Regions from separate parts of the Homo sapiens genome. Here regions 2, 3 and 4 are each linked to region 1. Evidence: chromatin contacts called from ENCODE Hi-C or POLR2A ChIA-PET data. All regions are on one chromosome and are shown on one strand. Each heading gives the region's core, a stretch centred on a gene start or an enhancer-like site at or near the end of the contact. The rest is flanking DNA. Distances are from core to core; before and after follow the strand shown.

The links. A loop is a pair of places that touch in the nucleus more often than their neighbours do. ChIA-PET counts read pairs that join two places held with the same protein, here RNA polymerase II (POLR2A). Pooled maps may share reads with other maps.
Region 2: a loop to region 1 is called in a map of GM11168, with 3 times the contacts of the local background. The contact joins two enhancer-like sites. A Hi-C loop is called at or near these places in 1 of 168 maps with a recorded cell type or tissue (GM11168), 4 of 37 single-sample maps with no recorded cell type and 2 of 50 pooled maps.
Region 3: a loop to region 1 is called in a pooled map, with 3 times the contacts of the local background. The contact joins two enhancer-like sites. A Hi-C loop is called at or near these places in 1 of 168 maps with a recorded cell type or tissue (CD8-positive, alpha-beta T cell), 7 of 37 single-sample maps with no recorded cell type and 11 of 50 pooled maps.
Region 4: a pooled map shows a loop between it and region 1 (2.3-fold over the local background). The contact joins two enhancer-like sites. A Hi-C loop is called at or near these places in 2 of 50 pooled maps. POLR2A ChIA-PET finds 5 or more read pairs at or near these places in 3 of 52 experiments (GM12878, HCT116 and activated CD4-positive, alpha-beta T cell).

The regions. Positions count from the first base shown.
Region 1 is chr5:132,101,867-132,108,212 of GRCh38, reverse strand. No RefSeq gene overlaps it. Among named protein-coding and RNA genes, the nearest start is that of CSF2, 31 kb to the right of the region's middle. RefSeq lists enhancers at 4,365-4,744, 4,523-4,817. Within about 2 kb of position 4,457, at least 30 of the 41 ENCODE cell types and tissues checked have a DNase peak (open chromatin) inside an H3K27ac peak, as active enhancers do; they include CD8-positive, alpha-beta T cell and HCT116, where a contact is called at or near this core.
Region 2 is chr5:131,668,349-131,674,694 of GRCh38, reverse strand. It overlaps FNIP1 (folliculin interacting protein 1), which reads left to right. Exons shown (of 18, transcript NM_133372.3): 14 at 1,771-3,190; 15 at 4,064-4,232. Among named protein-coding and RNA genes, the nearest start is that of RAPGEF6, 36 kb to the right of the region's middle. Within about 2 kb of position 2,319, at least 11 of the 41 ENCODE cell types and tissues checked have a DNase peak (open chromatin) inside an H3K27ac peak, as active enhancers do.
Region 3 is chr5:132,434,237-132,440,582 of GRCh38, reverse strand. The region is part of intron 2 of CARINH (colitis associated IRF1 antisense regulator of intestinal homeostasis); the gene reads right to left. Among named protein-coding and RNA genes, the nearest start is that of LINC02863, 11 kb to the right of the region's middle. Within about 2 kb of position 2,807, at least 30 of the 41 ENCODE cell types and tissues checked have a DNase peak (open chromatin) inside an H3K27ac peak, as active enhancers do; they include CD8-positive, alpha-beta T cell, where a contact is called at or near this core.
Region 4 is chr5:132,387,222-132,390,481 of GRCh38, reverse strand. It overlaps SLC22A5 (solute carrier family 22 member 5), which reads right to left. Exons shown (of 10, transcript NM_003060.4): 6 at 1,461-1,561. Among named protein-coding and RNA genes, the nearest start is that of MIR3936HG, 19 kb to the right of the region's middle. Within about 2 kb of position 1,867, at least 29 of the 41 ENCODE cell types and tissues checked have a DNase peak (open chromatin) inside an H3K27ac peak, as active enhancers do; they include HCT116, where a contact is called at or near this core.

The sequences.
Region 1 (6,346 bases), core at 3,208-5,707:
AAAGATCAGGTCGTTGTAGATATGCGGCATTATTTCTGAGGGCTCTGTTCGGTTCCATTGGTCTATATCTCTGTTTTGGTACCAGTACCATGCTGTTTTGGTTACTGTAGCCTTGTAGTATAGTTAGAAGTGAGGTAGCATGATGCTCCAGCTTTGTTTTTTTGGCTTAGGATTGACTCTGCAATGTGGGCTCTTTTTTGGTTCCATATGAACTTGAAAGTAGTTTTTTCCAATTCTGTGAAGAAAGTCATTGGTAGCTTGATGGGGATGGCATTGAATCTATAAATTACCTTGGGCAGTATGGCCATTTTCATGATATTGGTTCTTCCTACCCATGAGCATGGAATGTTCTTCCGTTTGTTTGTATCCTCTTTTATTTCATTGAGCAGTGGTTAGTAGTTCTCCTTGAAGAGGTCCTTCATGTCCCTTGTAAGTTGGATTCCTAGGTATTTTATTCTCTTTGAAGCAATTGTGAATGGGAGTTCACTCATTGTTTGGCTCTCTGTTTGTGTGTTATTGGTGTATAAGAATGCTTGTGATTTTTGTACATTGATTTTGTATCCTGAGACTTTGCTGAAGTTGCTTATCAGCTTAAGGAGATTTTGGGCTGAGACAATGGGGTTTTCTAGATATACAATCATGTCACCTGCAAACAGGGACAATTTCACTTCCTCTTTTCCTAAATGAATACCCTTTATTTCCTTCTCCTGCCTGATTGCCCTGGCCAGAACTTCCAACACTATGTTGAATAGGAGTGGTGAGAGAGGGCATCCCTGTCTTGTGCCAGTTTTCAAAGGGAATGCTTCCAGTTTTTGCCCATTCAGTATGATATTAGCTGTGGGTTTGTCATAGATAGCTCTTATTATTTTGAGATATGTCCCATCAATACCTAATTTATTGAGAGTTTTTAGCATGAAGGGTTGTTGAATTTTGTCAAAGGCCTTTTCTGCATCTGTTGAGATAATCATATTGTTTTTGTCATTGGTTCTGTTTATATGCTGGATTACATTTATTGATTTTCATATGTTGAACCAGCCTTGCATCCTAGGGATGAAGCCCACTTGATCATGGTGGATAAGCTTTTTGATGTGCTACTGGATTTGATTTGCCAGTATTTTATTGAGGATTTTTGCATCGATGTTCATCAGGGATATTGGTCTAAAATTCTCTTTTTTTGTTGTGTCTCTGCCCGGCTTTGGTATCAGGATGATTCTGGTCTCATAAAATGAGTTAGGGAGGATTCCCTCTTTTTCTATTGATTGGAATAGTTTCAGAAGGAATGGTACCAGCTCCTCCTTGTACCTCTGGTGGAATTCGGCTGTGAATCCATCTGGTCCTGGACTTTTTTTGTTTGGTAAGCTATTAATTACTGCCTCAATTTCAGAGCCTGTTATTGGTCTATTCAGAGATTCAGCTTCTTCCTGGTTTAGTCTTGGGAGAGTTTATGTGTCGAGGAATTTATCCATTTCTTCCAGATTTTCTAGTTTATTTGCATAGAGGTGTTTATAGTATTCTCTCTCTCTTTTTTTTTTTTTTTTTTTTTTGAGACAGAGTCTCACTCTGTCACCCAGGCTGTAGAGCAGTGGTGCAATCTTGGCTCGTTGAAACCTCCACCTCCCAGGTTCAAGCAATTCTTGTGCCTCAGCCTCTGGAGTAGCTGAGATTACAGGCACACACTCCCATGCCCGGATAATTTTTTTTTTTTTTTTTTTTTTTAAGTAGAGATGGGGTTTCACCATGTTGGCCAGGCTGATCTCGAACTCCTGATCTCAAGTGATCTGCCTGTCTCCCAAAGTGCTGGGATTACAAGCATGAGCCACTGCGCCTGGCCGGTTTCTGGTATAATTCTTGATCTTATTAAGGATGCTTCCTAGTAGTCCTAGTAGACAAAGAATTTTTCTCATAAACGGATGTTTCTGTTGAGATGATCATCTTTAGATTAACCAATTATTGTGGAGAAGTACATTGGTAGATTTTCCATAATCAAATTTGCATTCCTGGGAATGACCCTGCTTGATCATGATCTGTTATTCTTTTAATTCAATTTGGTAATGTCTTATTCCTACTGAGTTCTACCTCAGTAAAAATTTTCACCAAAACTGTGCCTAGCCTCCAGGCTGGGTGGCATGTTCCTTCTCTATGCACCGAGAGCACCATGTCTGTCTTTTTCTAATACCTCTCTAGTTTTGTACTTACAATCTGGTATTATAATTACATGTCTCCCTCAGTGGAATATGCCATTGTTGAGAGACAGACTTTTGTCTTCTTCCTAATTGTATCCTCAGTGCCCAGATAAGGCCTGATTTAAAGCAGGCCTTTGGAAAATATGTCTAGTCTGTGCGAAAATGCTTACCATTCCCCTGACAGGGACAAGTGCCAAGTCCCCATACTAGTTTAGCTTTGTGGGCAGAGCCCTGGCCTTGTTGGTCCAGCTTATCATGCAGACAAGAGCCATGTCAATACTGGTGGACCCCGCTTGCTGTGGGAGCTGGAGAGCCAGATATGCTCACAGCTCCTTCTCAGTTACACCTAAGCTGCCTGTGGGGAGCTCAGGACTCTGCATGCGCCTCCACATCTTCAGGCCGAAGATTCTCCATCACTTCCAAGAAAGCACGCTCAAATGTGAAAGCAGATAAATCATTAGCACCCTGTGCTGGGGCTTGTTACTGTTCAACAGGGGTTCTCTTTCTGGGAACCTAAGATACTTCATGTGTACCTTAGCAGCAGCTAATGGGGGTGGATGGAAGTGGTCACCAGGCATTCCAGTCACCCAGGGATGCCTAGGTCCCTTTACCAGGAAGCAGCGAGAGAGGCATAATGGACACAACTCTGTCTTTCTTATAGAAGACACCTGTTTCAGGCCAGGCCTTTATCTTGCTGAAGCTGACCCCACTGAAGGGTCATTGTGCTTTGGTTAGAAAACCACTGCAACCAAAGCCATCCAGTGACAAAGTAGTGGGATCCCTCATACTGGAGCAGGCAGACACCTACTGTCCCAGTAGTCTCATGTCAGAAACAACACTCAACATACATTGTCTTTTGTGCCCAGCTTGGGAGCTGGTCTGTGAGGACTGAGGGATCCCAGGTACCTTGAGTTCTTGTAACCATACAGTGGATGGACACAGACACAGCACCATCCTAGGGCTGGCAGATACTCCATGCTCATCGGTGCCAGCCTGCTCATCAACAGAATCACCCACCTCCATTCTGTCACCCACCAGGTATTTACTGAGACTCTTCTACATGACATGTGCCATTGAGGGTACTGGGAGAATAGCAGCAGACCTATAATACAAAAGCCCCTGCCCTTGAGGGGGGCTACCTGGTTTCCAGGTGCACCCCCAGTTTATCTCATGGTTTAGGTGGCACTATTTATGACTCACCAAGTTTGTGACAGATGATCAGTGTCTTCCTTCTGTGGCTGCAGTTTATCTGTGCACAGATGCTGGCATCCTTCAATCCAGGTCTCAGGTTTGGGTCAGGGCTTAGCTTGAGGCAGTAGGAAGAACAGAGCTCTCTGGATGGTTTAGGCAAGCTTGTCCAACCCATGACTCACAGGCTGTATACTACCCATGACAGCTTTGAATGTGACCCAACATAAATTGGTAAACTTTCCTAAAACATTATGAGATTTTTTGCTTTCTTTTTTTTTTTTTTTTTTTTTTTTTTGCTCATCAGCTATTGTTAGTGTTAGTGAATTTTATGTGTGGCCCAAGACAATTCTTCTTCCAAAGTGGCCCAGGGAAACCAAAAGATTGGACATCTCTGGTTTAGAGATTCAGTTGGTTTCTTCAACTTCAGTTCTTGGTGTACAGGGATGGCCTCTGACTTGCTCCACATCCTCAATCCGGCCACCACCTGGTTTTCTGCACACAGGAAACACTTGGCAATGTTGGCTGAAACAATGAGTGAGAGCCAAGTGCCAAGTGCTGGGCTAACCTCGCTCACAGCCAATTAGGCATAAAGTAACCAGGGCTGTAAGAGAAGTGGAAACAGAGATGCAGATGCTCCAAGGAGGCCAGACACTTGCCCTCCTCTCTTGGTGAGTCCTGTGCTCAGAAGGGGCACAACGGAGACGTGCTTGGGCTGTCCATACGGCAGTCTCTCTGCGGCAGTGGAGAAAGCTCTGGTCTGTGTGTATAGTGTGCATGCAGGGGAGTGTGCATATGTGTGTATATTTGCCTACATGCACATGCATGTTCACATTGGCTCTGGTCCCCACAACAACACCATTATAGGGCCCTGCTTAGCCATCCTTTCTGCAGTGGGTGGGGGGGGTGGGGAAAGGGGTTCCTGACTGCTGTGTCACTTTTGGATAGTCACTGTTTTTTGTGTGCAGCACTCCTACCTCACCTACCCCACCCCTAGAGGCAGGCAGGGTGATGACTGAAGCATCAGGCCTGTGGTTTCTGTAACAGGAAGTGATTTAGATGCTGAAAGCTAATTTTAGATGAAATGATATGGGGTTTTTAAAGAATCTTTCAGGGTTGGTTTCAGGCTCAAGGCTTAGCCCCCTGCTCCTCTTGCCTACAGGGGACAGGCAGTTTCCCATTGTCCTTGTCACTGTCTTGCTGGGTGAACTCATGCCTAGCTGGGCAGGGTTCTTAGGTAGAAAGCCAGTGCTGATTTTTCCTGGATTTCAGAATGTTTAAGTCATTGTTTTTGGCCTTGAACACCAGAGTCCTGTGACTCAGCACAGGCCTGGCTCTAGGCCAAGCAGACACAGGACCTCTTATCCCTGGAAGGGGACTGCCTGGAGGCTCCCAAGGATCTTGTTAGGACAGAGATGTCCACCCTCACCCAGGCTGAGGCCTGGGCCAGAGGTCAGATGAGGCTTCTGGGCCAAAAAAAGTATCATCTTGGGTGGCAGACACTTAGGTGGGGCCTCTTCTCCCAGTTAGCCCTGTCCTGAGCCTCTTAGCAGGGGCGGCTTTCTGACCCAGGTGCCACACTAAGGATCCCATCCTGATTGAGCCCTGTAGATTGGGACTCCTGATAGCAGCAGACACAAAAGAAACTGAGGAGTAGGCACAGAACTCTGAGAGTCCTGTCCTCCTGGTGTCGGGGTCCCACTGGTTGGGGACCTTGGAGCCTCGTGGTTTCTGTCTCTGCCAAGGCCTGAGCACAGGAAATAGAAGGTTGGGCCTCCCTGGTCACCTCTGCAAGGGTCTTCAAAGCCCATTTTAATCTGTTGTCCCATTCCCTAGGTCTTCCACAGCACCCCATACCAGAGAATGCTGCTCCCATTATCAGAGAAGCAGCCAAATATCAGCATGCTAAGAGAGATGTCCCAGGGTTACATAGCTTCACTCAGGCAGCATTGGAGCCAGCCAGGCCAGGAGCTTACCCTGTCCCATACTACCGATGGGATGCCCAGCATTCAGGGAAAAGAGCTCACTCTGCATATCTCATCTAGACAGCAGCCAGCCTCATGAACCCCTACCACAAACCTGGGACCTCTGGAAAGCCAAGTATAAGTCTCTGCCAGTTCTTAGTCCACCCTTGTTCTGCTTTGTGGTGAGGTATAGCTTGGGAGATGAGGCGAGGCCTATAGGTCTTGGTTGGTACACAAGAAGAAACACTTCTGCCTAGAGAGGCTGTCGACAGACATTTCCAGGGACACACAGCAGACAGCCTTCATGGCCTTCATGACCAGTCGGTCCCTTGTGGAAGACAAGTAGGACAGGACAGATGATTAGCCCAGAGCCAAAACTGAGCTCAAACCGCAGAAGAGGAGAGCATTCTCACAAAAGCTCCAGTGTTTGCAGCACAATGACGGAGGTAGATGGTGTGAGCTAAGCCCTGTTTTGAGAGTTCCATAGAAGGTGTCTTTGACCTATTTTCAAGGGCTGTGGTGGTAGGAGGAATTTTTGGCCACATCATAAAGAGTTTTGTGGCCACCTCTGATATACCTAGCTCAGGAAGTTGTAATTTTCCATGATTAGGTTATTAGTCACCAAAGTGATTGCTGCCCCCAGACCCTGGCCCCTGTGCTGCAGGAGGCTGACAGAGATGCCCCTCCAGCACTGCAGCCCTGCCTCCCCAGCTGCAGGCCAGAAGCCAAGGAGGCCCTGAGTACTGATGTTGGGCCCTCTGGGTGCTTCCCTTGTTTGTGGAACCCCACAGCCCCATTCCAACTTCTTGAGCACTTTGCCTACCCCAGGAGATTTAACTGGGGCAAGAAATCCTGTAAGATCTCAACAAACGGACGTGGGTAGAATAGCTCCCAGAAAATCTACTCAAGGGAAGACCCATGTACTCCAAGGTATCAATAATGGTGAGGGACTCAGTCTGTAACTTTCTAGGACAGTTTCATTTCATTTTAAAAATTTAAGATGAAAGAGTT
Region 2 (6,346 bases), core at 1,070-3,569, 430 kb after region 1:
ACAGGCTGGAGTGTGGTGGTGCGATCACAGCTCACTGCAGCCTCAACTTCCTGGGCTCAGGTGATTCTTCCGCCTCAGCCTCTCAGGTAGCTGGGATTACAGGTGCGCGCCACCATGCCCAGCTAATTTTCTGTATTTTTTTGTAGAGACAAGGGTTTCGCCATGTTGCCCAGGCTGGTCTTGAACTCCTGGGCTCAAGTGATCAGCCTGCTTCCACCTCCCCAAATGCTGGGATTACATGTGTAAGCCACCATGCCCAGCCCTATTCTCCATAGTTTTGGCACTGAAATTACTGGTTTAATTTGAAGTATAGCATAAATATAGAAATGCTAATTTCTAGTCCTGCCCCCCTCACCTCCCCTGCTTTTAACATAATGGCTAGTCATGTTTAGAATGGATTCAAAAGTGAAAATGAACTGCATGGCTGAACTTGTTGCCCTTTCTTTTCCTTTTAGTAAGGATGAGTCTCTCTCTTCCTGCCCTTTCTGGCCTATCCTGAGTACCCAACCCTCTAGGGAATGGAAGGGGAAAATAGGCTTTTACAAACATGGGAGCTGGTGGGGTGGGGTGCTGGCTAGAGGAACAACAGTTAAAGTTCAGAGATATGACTTACTTTTTTATTTTATTTCTTTTTATTTTTTATTATTTTTATTTTTTTGAGACGGAGTCTTGCTCTTGTTGCCCAGGCTGGAGTGCAGTGGTGTCATCTCGGCTCAGTGCACCCTCTGCCTCCTGGGTTCAAGTAATTCTCCAGCCTCAGCCTCCCAAGTAGCTGGGACTACAGGTGCCCACGACACCACCTGGCTAGTTTTTGTATTTTTAGTAGGTACAGGGTTTTACCATCTTGGCCAGGCTGGTCTTGAACTCCTGGTCTCAAGTGATCCACCCATCTCGGCCTCTCAGAGTGCTGGAATTACAAGCGTGAGCCACTGTGCCCGGCCCCAGAGATATGATTTAAATCAGGAATGGTTAAGTGTGTGGTGTGACGACTATAGCTTTGCTCCATTTTACCACTACTCCTTTCCTCTCCTTGCAAGCCAGTGGATATTGTGCTTTGTCTTTTCTTGATTGGACACAGCTACAGAATCCTTGTGTACATAGTACTTCAGGCAGTACTTCTCTAACAAGGTAAAAATGCTCTGCATGGAGCCTGGGTTAGAGAATATTCTTGGGATATGTGAGTTTCAGAACTGACTCTTTGCTTGAGGTTTCTGAACCATAGCATTTGTTTAAAGAGGAAACCAGAAAACCCTTAAATTCACCTTTCTCTCTGGTTAAGATTATTCATCTCATCTTCCTCCCTTGAATAGTCACTCATCTGTTAAAGAACTAAGAGTGAGGCCAGGCATGGTGGCTCACGCCTGTAATCCCAGCACTTTGGGAGGCCAGGGCCAGTGGATTGCTTGAGCCCAGGAGCTCAAGACCACCCTAGGAAACATGGCAAAACTCTGTCTCTACAAAAAAAAAAAAATACAAAAAATTAGCCAGGCATGGTGGCACGCGCTTATAGTCCCAGCTACTCAGGAGGCTGAGGTAGCAGGATCACCTGAGCCTAGGAGGCTGAGGCTGCAGTGAACCATGATTGTACCACTGCACTCCAGCCAGGATTACAGTGTGAGACCCTGTCTCAAAAAAAAAAAAAACAAAAAAACGAGTAAAACCTAAACTATTACTCATACAGTAAAAGAAGTAGGTTTCTGATCATTAAAAATAGCTTACTTAGCTGTGTCAGTAAAGGACATGTCCAATAACTGATTTTTTCCATTACAGGAGACTTGTATGGCGCTATTGGCTCTCCCGTACGGTTAGCAAGGACTGTGGTAGTTGGCAAACGACAAGACATGGTCCAGAGGCTACTTTATTTTCTTACTTATTTTATAAGATGCTCTGAACTTCAAGAAACGCATCTTTTAGAAAATGGAGAAGATGAAGCCATCGTTATGCCAGGCACAGTAATTACTACCACTTTAGAGAAAGGTGAAATAGAAGAATCAGAGTATGTCCTTGTCACAATGCATAGAAACAAAAGCAGTTTGCTCTTTAAAGAGTCAGAAGAAATTAGAACTCCCAATTGTAACTGTAAATATTGCAGTCATCCACTCCTTGGGCAAAATGTAGAGAACATTTCACAACAAGAGAGAGAAGATATTCAAAACAGCTCTAAGGAGCTGCTAGGAATTTCAGATGAGTGCCAGATGATTTCTCCTTCTGACTGCCAAGAAGAAAATGCTGTTGATGTTAAACAGTACAGAGATAAATTAAGAACTTGCTTTGACGCCAAGTTAGAGACAGTTGTTTGCACAGGATCTGTTCCAGTAGACAAATGTGCATTGTCAGAGTCAGGCTTAGAGTCAACAGAGGAAACATGGCAGAGTGAGAAGTTGCTGGATTCAGACAGTCACACAGGCAAAGCAATGAGATCCACAGGAATGGTTGTGGAAAAAAAACCTCCAGATAAGATTGTGCCTGCTTCATTTTCTTGTGAGGCTGCCCAGACAAAGGTTACTTTCCTGATTGGGGATTCTATGTCACCTGATTCAGATACTGAGCTTCGAAGTCAGGCAGTGGTGGATCAGATTACCAGACATCACACCAAACCATTGAAGGAAGAAAGAGGGGCTATTGATCAGCATCAAGAAACTAAACAAACAACCAAGGACCAATCTGGAGAGTCTGATACACAGAACATGGTTTCTGAAGAGCCCTGTGAACTTCCCTGTTGGAATCATTCAGACCCAGAAAGCATGAGCTTATTCGACGAATATTTTAATGATGATTCAATCGAAACCAGGACTATTGATGATGTTCCATTTAAAACAAGTACAGATAGTAAAGACCATTGCTGTATGTTAGAGTTTTCAAAAATATTGTGTACAAAAAATAACAAGCAGAACAATGAATTTTGTAAATGTATAGAAACAGTTCCCCAAGATTCATGTAAAACCTGCTTTCCTCAGCAGGACCAAAGAGATACACTCTCCATTCTTGTCCCCCATGGGGATAAAGAGAGTTCAGATAAAAAAATTGCTGTAGGAACTGAATGGGACATTCCAAGAAATGAAAGTTCAGACAGTGCCCTTGGGGATAGTGAAAGTGAAGATACAGGTCATGATATGACTAGACAAGTTAGCAGTTATTATGGAGGAGAGCAAGAAGATTGGGCAGAAGAGGATGAGATACCTTTTCCTGGGTAAGTAGGAAGTTTTCACCTATAATGGGCCCTATATAAATATGTACCATTCTCTTTTTTAGCTGTTCTCTGAAGGTTAGTATAAAAGAGATCATTGTTCTGGATAGCTCTCTTGTTTTCATATTCTCTTAACTCATAAGAAGGAGTAAAGGCTAAGCTCCAGAAACACCCTGGAAAGGTTTTATGAAGACCTCAAATAAAAGTTAAAGGATCTGGTTGATAAGTATAAGATTTCTTACTGCTTAGAAGGTTTCAAGCCATTTAGGAGTGACTTATGCCCCCCAAAGGACATATGCTGAGCCTGGCAGTTAGGGAGCACTAATCCCTGAGATGTTAGAATAGCTGTTAGAAATAGATTTGGCCAAGACTAAGAGGAAAACAGAGAATGTATACTTTGGGTCAAGTATGCAAGGAGAATATTCATGCTTGAGAAACATTACATACCTAGCTTTGGACTTGTGAGGCATTTAATTGTTTTGTTTTAGATGATTGTTTTCATAATCTGATTGTATTAAGAATGTGCTACAAACACAAGGTACAATTCTCTTAAAGTCTCTTAGGAAAGATTGATCCTCACTTCATTACTCAGTTGCTCATCAGACCTTCTTCTCTGAATAAGAAGGAGTATTTTATTTTCTGATAGAGCACTTGAGCCAGTTTTTAAATAACGATGATTTTACTCTTGATTTTACTATTATTACCATTTTACTCTTAATTTTTACGATTGTTACCATTATATAAGGATGATTTTACACTTGATTTTAATACAGACTAGTGTAAAATATGGACAAGTAGAATTCACTTTTTTTTTTTTTTACTGGTTAAATATATTTATTACTAAATAAATGTCTTTTGGGGGCATTTTTCTTCCAGGTCAAAGTTAATCGAAGTGAGTGCTGTTCAGCCCAACATTGCCAACTTCGGGAGGTCCTTGCTGGGTGGCTACTGCTCATCTTATGTGCCTGACTTTGTTCTTCAAGGAATTGGGAGTGATGAGAGGTTCCGTCAGTGTCTGATGTCAGATTTATCTCATGCTGTGCAGGTGAGTGACCTTCACTGTTTTTGAGTTTATTTAGAAGAAACTCTGTTAAGCAGCAGAACCCAAAATTGCCTTATATTTTTGGTCATACTTTTTACAACACAATCATTGTTCTCTGAATCCATCATTTTATATTCAGTGCCCGTATCTTTGTATCTGTCACTGTGAAAGCAAATAAAGTTCCAGAAATCTATCCACATGGATATCTGAAATACAGAAAGTACTTTATGTATTCATGGATGTCCATCAACTAGGTTATTTATAGTATCAAAAATTTGCAAGTGCTTAAGTTTGAATGGAATTATTTTCTTAATTTCCTTTTCAGATTACTCATTGCTTACATATAGAAGTGGGGTTGGCTTTTGTGTATTGATCTTATATCCTTTGGTCTTTCTGAAACTCTTATTAGTCTATTCATTTTTCTGTATAGGTTCCCTAAGGTTTTCTACACACAGGCTCATGTTATCAGTGAACAGATAGTTTTAAATCTTTCTTAACAATCTGGATGCCTTTTGTCCCCGCTGCCCCCAACTTTTTTTTTTTTTTTTGACTCATTGTACTGGCTAGAATTTTCAATACAATGTTGCATGGAAGTGGTGACCATGGACATCGTTGCCTTATTCCTGATCTTAGGGGAAAGACATTGCATCTTTCATGATTAAGTATGTTGTTAGTTGTAAGGTTTTTGTGATGCCCTTTATTAGATGGAAGAAGTTCCCTTTTTATTTTTATTTTGTTTAACCGAATACTTCTTTTAGAGACAGGCAGTTCTCTTTTATTCCTAGTTTTGAGACGGTTTGGTTTTTTTTGTCCATCCCTTAATCATGAATGAGTGTGGGATTTTGTCATATGCTTTTTCTCAATGTCTATTGAGATTGTATTGTCGTGTCATTTTTCATCTTTAAACTATTAATGTCATGGATTTCATTAATTAATTTTTAGATGTTAAACCAACCATTGTATTCCTAGGAAGCAATTCCCACTCTGTCATGGTATATAATTTTTTTTATGTGTTGCTGGATTTGATTTACCAATATTTTATTATGGACATTGGAGTCTATATTCATGAGAAATATTGCTTTTTAGTTTTCTTGTGATGTCTTTGTCTAGCTCTGATATCAGGATAATATTGGCACATCCTCTATTTTCTGGAAGAGTTTCCAGAAGATTAGTACTACTTTTTTTCTCTAAACGTTTGGTAGAACTCACTAGTGAAACCATCTGCATCCAGGCTTTTAAGAATAAGAATATTTTAAATTGCTAATTTAATTTCTTCACCTTTTATACATTTAGATTTTCTATTTGTTTCTGAGTCCATTTTGGTAATTTTTGTCTTTTAGGAATTTATTAGTTGCATTTAAGTGGCCTAATTTACTAGAATCAAGTTGTTTATATTATACACTTACAATCCTTTTAGTTTTTATAAGGTTGCTAGTGATGTCCCCTCTTTTGTTCCTGAATTTTGTAATGTGTGTTTTTGTTTGTTTGTTTTTCAAATGGTGAGGGCTTCTCCAAAGAGAAGTTCATTCGTGGTTTCACTTAAATTGTATATATTTTTTGCCCATATACATCAAGGATTAGCAAGCTATGGACAGTGGGCCAAATTGTCCTGCTTTTTATAGATGAAGTTTTATTAGAACACAACCACAGTCATTCATTTATATGCTTCTGGCTATGTTCATGCCTAACAGCAGAGTTGAGTTATTGAGACAGAGACTTTTCAGCCCCCAAACCTAAAATATTTCCTGTTTGTTCTTATTTTATTTTATTTCATTTTTCTTGAGACAGAGTCTAGCTCTGTTACCCAGGCTGGAGTACAGTGGTGCCATCTCAGCTTACAGTAACTTCTGCCTCCCAGGTTCAAGTGATTCTCTTGCCTCAGCCTCTGGAGTAGCTGGGATTACAGGTGCCCACCACCACACCTGCCTAATTTTTGTATTTTTAGTAGAGATGAGGTTTCACCATGTTGGCCAGGTTGGTCTGGAACTCCGACCTCAGGTGATCCACCCACCTCAGCCTCCCAAAGTGCTGGGATTATAGGCGTGAGCCACCGCACCTGGCCAAATCTGACAAATTTCGATCTGTTGTATTTTCAGTTTCATTCATTTCAAAATGTT
Region 3 (6,346 bases), core at 1,558-4,057, 330 kb before region 1:
CGCCTTTCCACTAGGTTTTTTGTTTTTTTTTTTCTGAGACAGAGTCTCGCTCTCTCACCCAGGCTGGAGTGCATGGCATGATCTCGGCTCACTACAACCTCCACCTCCCGAGTTCAAGTGATTCTCCTGCCTCAGCGTCCCGGGTAGCTGAGACTACAGGTGCCCACCACCATGCCCGGCTAATCTTTGTATTTTCAGTAGAGACGGGATTTCACCATATTGGCCAGGCTGGTCTCGAACTCCTGACTTGTGATCCGCCCATCTCAGCCTCCCAAAGTGCCGGGATTACAGGTGTGAGCCACCGCACCCAGACGCCTTTCCACTCTTTAATGGTATTTTTGATGAACAAAAGTTCATAAATGTTCAATTTACCCATCTTTTCATCTATGGCTAGTGTATCCTGCTTAAGTAATCTTAGTTCCAAGAAGTCCAGTTAACAGAAATAACAAAAATTACTAATATTAAAAAAGACAAAGAAGTGAAGGAAAAAATTGGATGGTGGGTGTGGGAGAAGGACTGCATCAGATCGTGAGAGTGTGCTCACTTGACTGTGCTGTGCAAAGCCCGGGCCTTGTCCTGTGTTGTGGTATGGATGGGAGCTGAACCCCCAGGCAGTGCAACAAACATGCCCTCTGTTTGGTTCAGATGCTGCACCAGGTGGTGGAAAGGGCTCTGTGGGCTGTAGGGGGACCCTGGCTCAATGGCTTAAGAGAAAGATCACTCCTTTTCATGTGTGTTAAGCTGGGTCTGACCCCCAAACCCTGGAGACTCCCTTTAGTCCAGGCCCTGCGCCTCTGTGCCAGAGCCTGCAAAGACAGCAGTGCTGACACTTGTCCAGCTGGCTCACAAAGGGGAAATTCTCCCCTCCTTGAGTCACCACATAGACAGGAGGAGCTTCAAATAACAAGCGCTCGACTCCAAACGATCCCTATGCTCATTTCACGATGCTGCATCACTTTCAAAATCCCCTGTGATGCTTGTGTATGAAGTCTAGATCCAGAAACTTTCCCCATGTTTTCCCCAGTTTGAGTAGAACAATACCCTGGGAGTCACAAGCTACATCATACAATTGACTTCCCTAAAAAAAAAAAAAAAAAAGAGATCTTGGACTCAAGGTTATGAGTTTGCAGTGTCCTTTGCAGGGTCTTTTAAATCCCCTAGTGGCATATGAAACTCTGGATGTTTGTGAATTTTCCTGGGGAAAGGGTCTATGTGTGCCATCAGATTCCGGAAGGGGTGTATGACCTCAAAAAAAGGTAAGACTCACTGGACCGAGTCCCCTTTAAGGATAGTTTGCAGTCCTCTTCTGCTGGGAGGTGATGGTAGTAGGCTTGCCAAGAGGACCTCAACCTACCAGATGGATGCGATCTGCCATCCACCTCCCCAGCATAAAGCCAGTTCATAAAGCCAGCTCCAGCATCTCTGGGGCAGTTTTCTTCCCATCCAGGGTCAAGCTCTTGGCGGCTTAGAGATGCAGTGTGCCAGTCCCAACACCATGGCTGTGTGTCACTGCAGATGAAGGCATACTTTTTTTCTAGGACGTGCAGTGACCCCACTTGGCAGCAGACACTCATTTCTGATATTTTTGTATGCCAAGTCTTGGGTAAAACAACTAAGTGATCTCTTAAGGACCCAGGTTCCTTTTTTGTCCCTGTTCCTTGCCCCTCACCACCACTTTTTCCATGTGCCACCCTCTCATAAGAACTCAGAAGCCCAGGGTGGAGTCAAAGGGGTCTTTTAAATCCCCTAGTGGCATATGAAATTCTGGATGTTTGTGAATTTTCCTGGGGAAAGGGTCTATGTGTGCCATTAGATTCTGGAAGGGGTGTGTGACCTCAAAAAAAGGTTAAGACCCACTGGACCGAGTCCTCTTTAAATGGAAGTGCATGGATCAGTTTGATAAAATTAATTTATAGTAATGAGCTATGTATCTTTAGCTAACTGCACTTCTAAAAAGACATCTGGGAAGGGAGAACGCTTAACTAAAATTATTATTATAATTATTATTTTTTGAGATGGAGTATTGCTCTTGTCGCCCCCAGGCTGGAGTGCAATGGCACGATCTCAGCTCACTGCAACCTCTGCCTCCCAGGTTCATGCAATTCTTGTGCCTCAGCCTCCTGAGTAGCTGGAATTAGAGGTGCCCACCACCATGCCCAGCTAATTTTTGTATTTTTAGTGGAGACAGGGTTTCACCATGTTGCCCAGGCTGGTCTTTAACTCCTGACCTCAAGTAATCTGCCCACCTCAGCCTCCCAAAGTGTTGGGATTATAGGCATGAGCCACTGCACCTGACCTAAAATTATATTTCTAATGACAAAACTGAGGTACAGCTCATAACTAAATAGGGGAGAATGACATTAAAGCCACTCCCATCACTAAAAAAGACCAATTTTTCTGGTCTAGATGGCTTTTTAGAGGCTCCTGGAGCAGGAACAAGGGGTTAGTGACTACGATGTGTCAAAAGAGACATAGGCATTTCTCAGATAAACCTCAGCTCTTCCGGCTTGAGAGAAGGAAACATTCCCAACATGACTTAGGGGCCCAAGGACCCTGTTTCCACCTCATATCAGATTGTCAAATGGGAAGGGTGTGCCTAGAGCACACACTCCCTCCTGAAAGGGCTGAGTCCCCAGAAGACCTATGTCTGCTCCATCCTGGGTCCCTGCTCTCTCCTGGAGACAAGATACAGCTGCCTGTATGAGTAGCAGTCTGGGGCCTCCTCCTCCCTCCCTCTGCCCCACCCCACTCCTCCCTGCCCGCCCCCATACACACTGGGTTCTTCCTCCCCTGCTCTCTCTCAAGAAGCCAGGCCCCTGCCCCCACTCACAGTCAGAAGGAAGTGATTCTGCAAGGCCTCCCAGGGACTCCCAGGACTGGCTCAAGGCATCAGACTGTTAAATAAGTGGGATTTTTTCAGTGTTTGTAGAAACTGTTGTTTAAAAAGATGTAACCATCCAAACTGTTTATGTAACCCTTGGGAAGTCTCAACAGATATGGTTCCCTATTTATAACTGTGGCCAGGACTTTAAAAATACAAGTGGAGGGGGACTGTCAAAATCAGAGAGGTTGTCACGTTACAGTTGTATGCTTGCATAACTGAATTCAGTATTTTGCTCTAATTTGAGAAGTTTCTTTTTATTCACTTTTCTCCTTTTCTGGTTTTCTCTTCCTTTGTTGTCCACTGCTGTGCACCATACACTCCTGACATTTTCTGAGAACATCAGAACTATTTCTCTGAAGTGGAGGTTCAAAATAGGGGTTTTTAGAATGACCAAATAATAATGAACACTAAAATTCATTTCAAAGCCTAGGACTAGTCTATTCATACTGATATTCCTAGTCTACAAGGGTAAACATAGCTGTCTTCTCGCCGCCAGCCCCTACACCTGCAGGGGCCTGCTCTGTCTCTGGGTTGTCCGCTCTGGAGGTAGGTGTCAGACCACCTGGTCTCACTTTCCTAGGTCCAATCTCTGGATCTATGGCAACAGAATCCACAGGTCCCTATTCCCATACAGGGGGAATGCAAAGTTGCTGGGGGACAATCACAGTGCAAAGCTGAGATCTGGGCTTCTTTCTAGAGCCATTCTGAGGTCTTCATCACTCACACTAACAATCCAACTAAAACCTGGCTCTTGTAGGAACACATCCTCTTCTTTATTAGGGAGGCTGTTCTCTGAGTTAACATAGTAGCAGTTTCGTTCACAGATCTTTCTGGCAAAAAAGAATCCGACGAGAGCTATGCCTCCACCAAAGGCACAGTTTGATAACACTTTGGGGAAGGATGGTTCATAGCTCCTGAAGAAGAAAGAGTCTGTGATAAGAACCTCTGGCCCACAGGCTTCTTCACACTACACAACTTCCAAAATCCCTAACCACTGCTAATAGCTAGGAGGAGGATAGTGACTGTTCCCAACACAAAGAGATGACAAACATTTGAGATGGTGGATATGCTAATTACCCTGATGTGATCACTATACATAATATGTATTGAAACATCATTATGTACCTTGTAAATATGTATAATCATTATAACACACAATATGAGGTCCCAGACAATGATAATACATAATAATTATACGTTTATGGGATACATAGTGATGTTTCAATATGTATAAATTGAAGTGGTGTGAATTATGTATAAATTTTAACTACATTAAAAATTACAGAAAAATAAATTTTAAAAAACAAAACAAAAAAAATTCTTAACTGCTGTCAAGCTAGCACTGACAACCGAAGCCTCAGCCCAGTACCTCCCTGCTTCCACCTGTGCTGACCACCCTAAGAGAGAAGGCAGAGGCACACAGCCCTTACATCTTGGTGGGGAAACCCTAGGGTTTCCTCTGAGGGCCTGACAGTTTGAAGGGATTGAAAATGAGTGGAGGGTGTGGCCACCTCAGCTCTAGCCTCCTTCTGCTGAGGGACAGTGGCCAAGGAACATCCTCATAGATCCAAAGGAAGGTGGAGAGTCCCTCTTTGTCCTCTCCACCCACCTCATCCCCACCACGCCCTGATGTCACTCCCTGCTGTACCCACCCCGGAAACCCTTAGCCACTTCCCACAGGTCCACTCCCAGGGAAGTTCTTTAATTGGTGGATGTGGGAAAGAGGAAGAGGAAAAATATCATTTCTACCTTCCCAATTCCCTGTATCCCATGAGCCTCCAGTCTGAAAATGATTACCCATCTGACCTGGAGCTCTCATCCTAGGTATCATAATGGCTCTTCTTTTACCCATAAGGAGAATGGGTAATGAAGAAATGCAAAATCCCAACTCATGAAAATGTGGTTGAAAAAGGGAAGACCCATAAAAGTTCTCATTTGTTGACCAGAGACAATAAAGTGATTACTTAAAAAAAAAAAAACCCACCTCTGGGGTCTTTCCAAATCATGGAGAAAAATAAAAACAGGGGAAGACATGCTCTAGTCTTAAAACTCCAATGTGGCCCCAGACTGGTGAGCCCCAACAACAGTAAATACCCACCCTCAGCAGCCTTCTGCCCACCTCACCCCACCAATACTAGGTCCCAGACAAGTCAACAAACACTTATTGACCATGTACTGTGTGCTTCCAACCATTCCGGGAGTTGGAATTCTGCAACCTCAAGGTGCTTTGCGAGGAGCAGGGAAACAGCTCAGTCAACATTTACTGTGTGCTGACGTTTTGCTAGGTTTAGAGGAGGCAAAAATCTGAGAAAAAAACAGCTAAGAATACTCCAATCTGGGAAGTACTAATATACACATAGCACCATAGGAGCAAGGAACAATTAATTCTACATGGTGAGGTCAACCAGAGAAGATGATTTTTAAGTTGGGCCTTGAAAGCACATTAGGATTTTGCTGGGTATAACTGGGAAGGAGTGGCATTCCAGGCAGAAAGAACTGAGTGAGCAAAGGTCAGGGTTGGGGTTGGTATGGGCAGTTGGTTGTATGTGATACGGCGTGTAGTCAGGCCAGTGTTGCCAGAACACGGGGTCAGAGAGCAAGAGCAAAGGAGGTAAGGCTAAAAGGCAGGCTGCAGTTTATGGCAGCCACGAACACATGCCATTCAAAGGACCTGTTGCATGGAGTGCAGACAGCTGACAGGCTGCAGCCTCGGATCCACACCATTCAAGTCAGACCATGTTGCCTCCTGGGTGGCCCCCAGCCAATGACAGAACATGGCAGGGTTGCTCGGGCCTGTCCATTTCTGCCCAAAGTGCGACTCTTCTCCTGGGCAATCTTTGGCTGGAACTCCCCACTGGGCTCGTTGAGACACTCTTACAGCCGCATCACAGTCTGATGCTCTTTCAACAGAATTATCCTTCCCTCTCTTGCGTCCCAGAGTTAGATCTGGACTGCAGTCTGAAAGCTGTCTTTTCTCTCCGTACTTCTGCTCCTTTCTCCTTTATCTTTCATAGGCATTAGCTCTTCTTACCCCCAATAAATCTTCTGCACTTTTCATTCTGTTTTGGTGTCTGCTTCCCAGAGGACTCCAACTGAGAAGGAGCTTAGATGAATGTTTGGGTTTTGCTGACAGTGAGGAGCCACTGAGGTATTTTAAACAGGGCAAGCCATGGTCAGATCTGAGTTTCATAAAAGCAATTCTAGCACTAGGGTGAAGAGCCGGGGGGTGGGGAGACAGGGAAGCAACAGGCAATGAAAAGACCATTTAAAAGGACACTGCACTGATTGGTACAAGGTTTCAACAAGGGGCAACTGGAAGTATATACAACTTACTATGTATATACCCTTTAACTCAACAGTCTCAATTGTAGAAATCTATTTTATAGAAACACTAGCACAAATGCATAAAAGTATAAAAATGAGGATGTAGTGGCCTATAAATATTATCAGGACATTGAAAAA
Region 4 (3,260 bases), core at 618-3,117, 280 kb before region 1:
AGTGCGCTCTCAGAGCCTTCCATATAGACAGTGTCCCAGCAAAAAAGCTTGTATAATTCAGATAGATTTACTTCATTGAAAAGAAAAATTCCAACCTGCCTTTCAGCTTTAAAAATCCTAAGCTGAACCTCCTCAAATCCAGCAACTGCAGAAGGAGCTAGAGAATGAGTCAGGAGGCAGACATCAAGTGAGGTGTGATAGGATTTGGGGGATAAGATAACAAAAGGAACAACATTAGGTCAAACACTTGGAGAGAGACCCTCACACACTACCTGTGGTGACCAGTCAGGAAGAGGCTGGTCAGAGACAGCTGACACCAGCCCCGCGGTACTTGTGGAGCACAGAGGTGGCTCCCAATGGAGGGGCCACACTGCCTCTCATCAGGATGCCCTGCAGTACCCCTGACCTGGGCATCCCCAGTAGGCATTCTCTCTGTTGATGACCCACACTCTTTGACAAACCAGACCTTTATGGATTAGACTGTTTTGACTCATCTGCAGGTGGAACACACAGCTGGTACAATAAAAAGAGTATGTGCATGAGTCCCCAGGAAATCCAGAGCAGGGAGGAGAGCCTGGGTGAACACAAAAGTGGGTGACTCATCACAGGCTTGCATGTCTGTGGTGCAGGCTACATGCTGCTCCTGTCTTGAGGCCAACTCAGGGAATGGTGAACTGCCTGGAGGGATCCTGGGCCATTCCTTGGAAGCGGGTGACTCATAGCACTCCCTCAGTAGGCACAGTGGCTGACTGCCTCAAAGCTGGATGAGACTAGTAATAAGGACTCTGAGATGAAGTCCGCCCTCCTCGCCCATCTTCTCACCGCTAACCCACCAGGCTCCAGAAGTCGCCTAGAATCCCAGGGTTCGGCCGCTGAGCAAAAGCTAGCGATGTGCACTTGGACATGTTTCCTCTCCCTGGTAATTCACAAATCCCTTTCTGACATACTTTGCCTCATTAGTGGGAACCTGGTAAGGACATCTAGGCTATAGCCCTGACTCCAGGACCGTTTATGGACATCCCAGGAGGAGCACATCCCACTTCCACATTTCCAGAAAGTAACTGGCAGCCTCTGCAGCCTACAGGACATGGTGTCTTCACTCAGATCCTTCTTAAAAGCCCTACCTGGCCTCCTCAGCCACTGTCGGTAACTGGGTAGGAGACGGGAACTAAATGACCCAAATTGGGCAAGGATTCATCTTAAGATCTGGAGAGATTCCCCACAAGAGTCCATATTTCCCACAACAGCCTCCACAATTGTTTTCATTCTCCTTTTCTGAGGTTCCATCCCATTAAGAATTGTGACATGCCCATTTTTTCCATCTAACACAAGACATATCCTTTTCACTCTCTGATGACATAGGCTTTGAATTTTGTCTGAGGCATGTCTGTAAACAAGAGGCCCAATGGCCACTTCAAGAAGCTTTGTCTGGAAGCCTCAGGCAGGTCTCTTTTACATACCACAGCATTATGGACATGATGGTGACCATCCGGATATTCCAGGTTCGAAGCAGATCCAGAATGTTGTGGGACTGCTGCTTCTTGGAACTTAGGTCTTGTAACTGCAGGAACAACATCATAAGTGTATGGGAAGAAGAGGTGGTCAGAGACTCAGAGCACACAATAACATACTTGAATCCCTGGCATCTTAGCTGTCTGCATCTCAGCGTCGGGGAGTGTTACGTTTCTAAGAACAGTAAGTATACTGACTGTGTTTTAGGCTGTGAAAACTTCCCTAGGCCTTGTCAGTAACAAATCAGAGTGAATGAAAATGAGGAAAAGTAAGTGACCAGTCCCTCAAGGGTACAGGAAGACAGAGGCCCAGGCTGACAGCTTCCTCACTGCACCCCCACATATTCCTGTCGGTGGCCACATTCCAAGGAGGCCTCTAAGTATTCCTCCCGAAGCCTGGCTCCCTGCCCTCTGGGTCAGAGAGAGTACCTGGCTGTGTGGTTTATTGGTCTGATATTTTTTAAAAGTTAATGTTTTGAGTCCTTATACTATGTAGTTACTGGTGTGCTTCCAGGGAAAAAGAATTCAAATAGAAAAACAGGAAAATTGACCTGAGCTTCACCCAGAGTGACTTCCTATGAAATTCAGCACAGCCAAGGCCATTAATAAACCACACGTCTAAACACACTGATGTTGCTTTCTTAAGCAAACCCAGGTTTGGAGCTTGTTTTTCCAGAGTTAGAAGTTCAACAAAAGGTCAACTTTGGACTGAAAGTATCCCCTGAAATAGCCTCATTTCCTCAAAGATGCCAGTGGGGCTTATGCATTCACCCAGATTGACCCCTCACTTAAAAGCCCCCAAAACCACCTAACTTAAAAGCCCTCTGCCACACTCCTGCCTGACCTTTGCGCACAGGACCCCTTTCTGGTGCATGCTGACAGTGGCTGCTGGGCCACCACTCACTGGGAAGTCTGCAGGGCTGGCAGTGGCCATTGGCCTCCGCTGTCTACAATAACTGTTCCCTCTTTTCCAAGCCCAACCATGCCTGCCTCTCACACTTCAGCAGGGCTGCTTGTGGCTGTTCCCACACCCAACCCCTCATCTTCCAGTCAGACCACAGACACATTCCAGAACCCCACCAGGCAGCATTTACAGCTTCTAACCTCTCATAGTCACGAGACCAAGGAAAACTGCCTGCTACAGAGATGGTAGGAGAGGGAACGGGAAGGAAAAGCAAGAACCAGGAACTAGGTAGAGCCAAGAAATGAGTCATGGTGTGTGAGAACAGGGCTGACGGGAGGGGTGGGGTAGGGGGAAGAGGTGGACATCAAAAAGGACCTGACTCCAAGATGATATGCAATAATTAACCATTGGAGGGCAGAAAGAGACTAAACACTTTTTTTTTCTTTTTAATGAATAATTGCTAATACTCAAGAGATGAAATACTTCTAACTCCAAATCTATTTGTGCTTTACATTTTACGTTTGGGGTTAGCTTTGTAAGGTGACAAGCCACCTTAGGTATAAGAAACAATGATTTTCCCAAATGCTGACTTTATGAAAGGCCTATTACTCAAAAAGAGTATTTATTGTTAGAAGTAATGGTTAAAATATATGATTGCCTAGAAAGGAAGTAAAAAATGAAAATCTGAAACCCGTGGTGAAAAGAGTGAGGCAGCTGTAACCTATTCCTCAACTTCTGAGTGTTAACAGGGCCCGTGTGGGGGTGGGGAGTGGGGGGATGGGGGGAATGGGCAGTTGGGGCTTGGGCGGAGAGAGGGCTGGGCTGCTGTGAGCAGGGAGGACTTC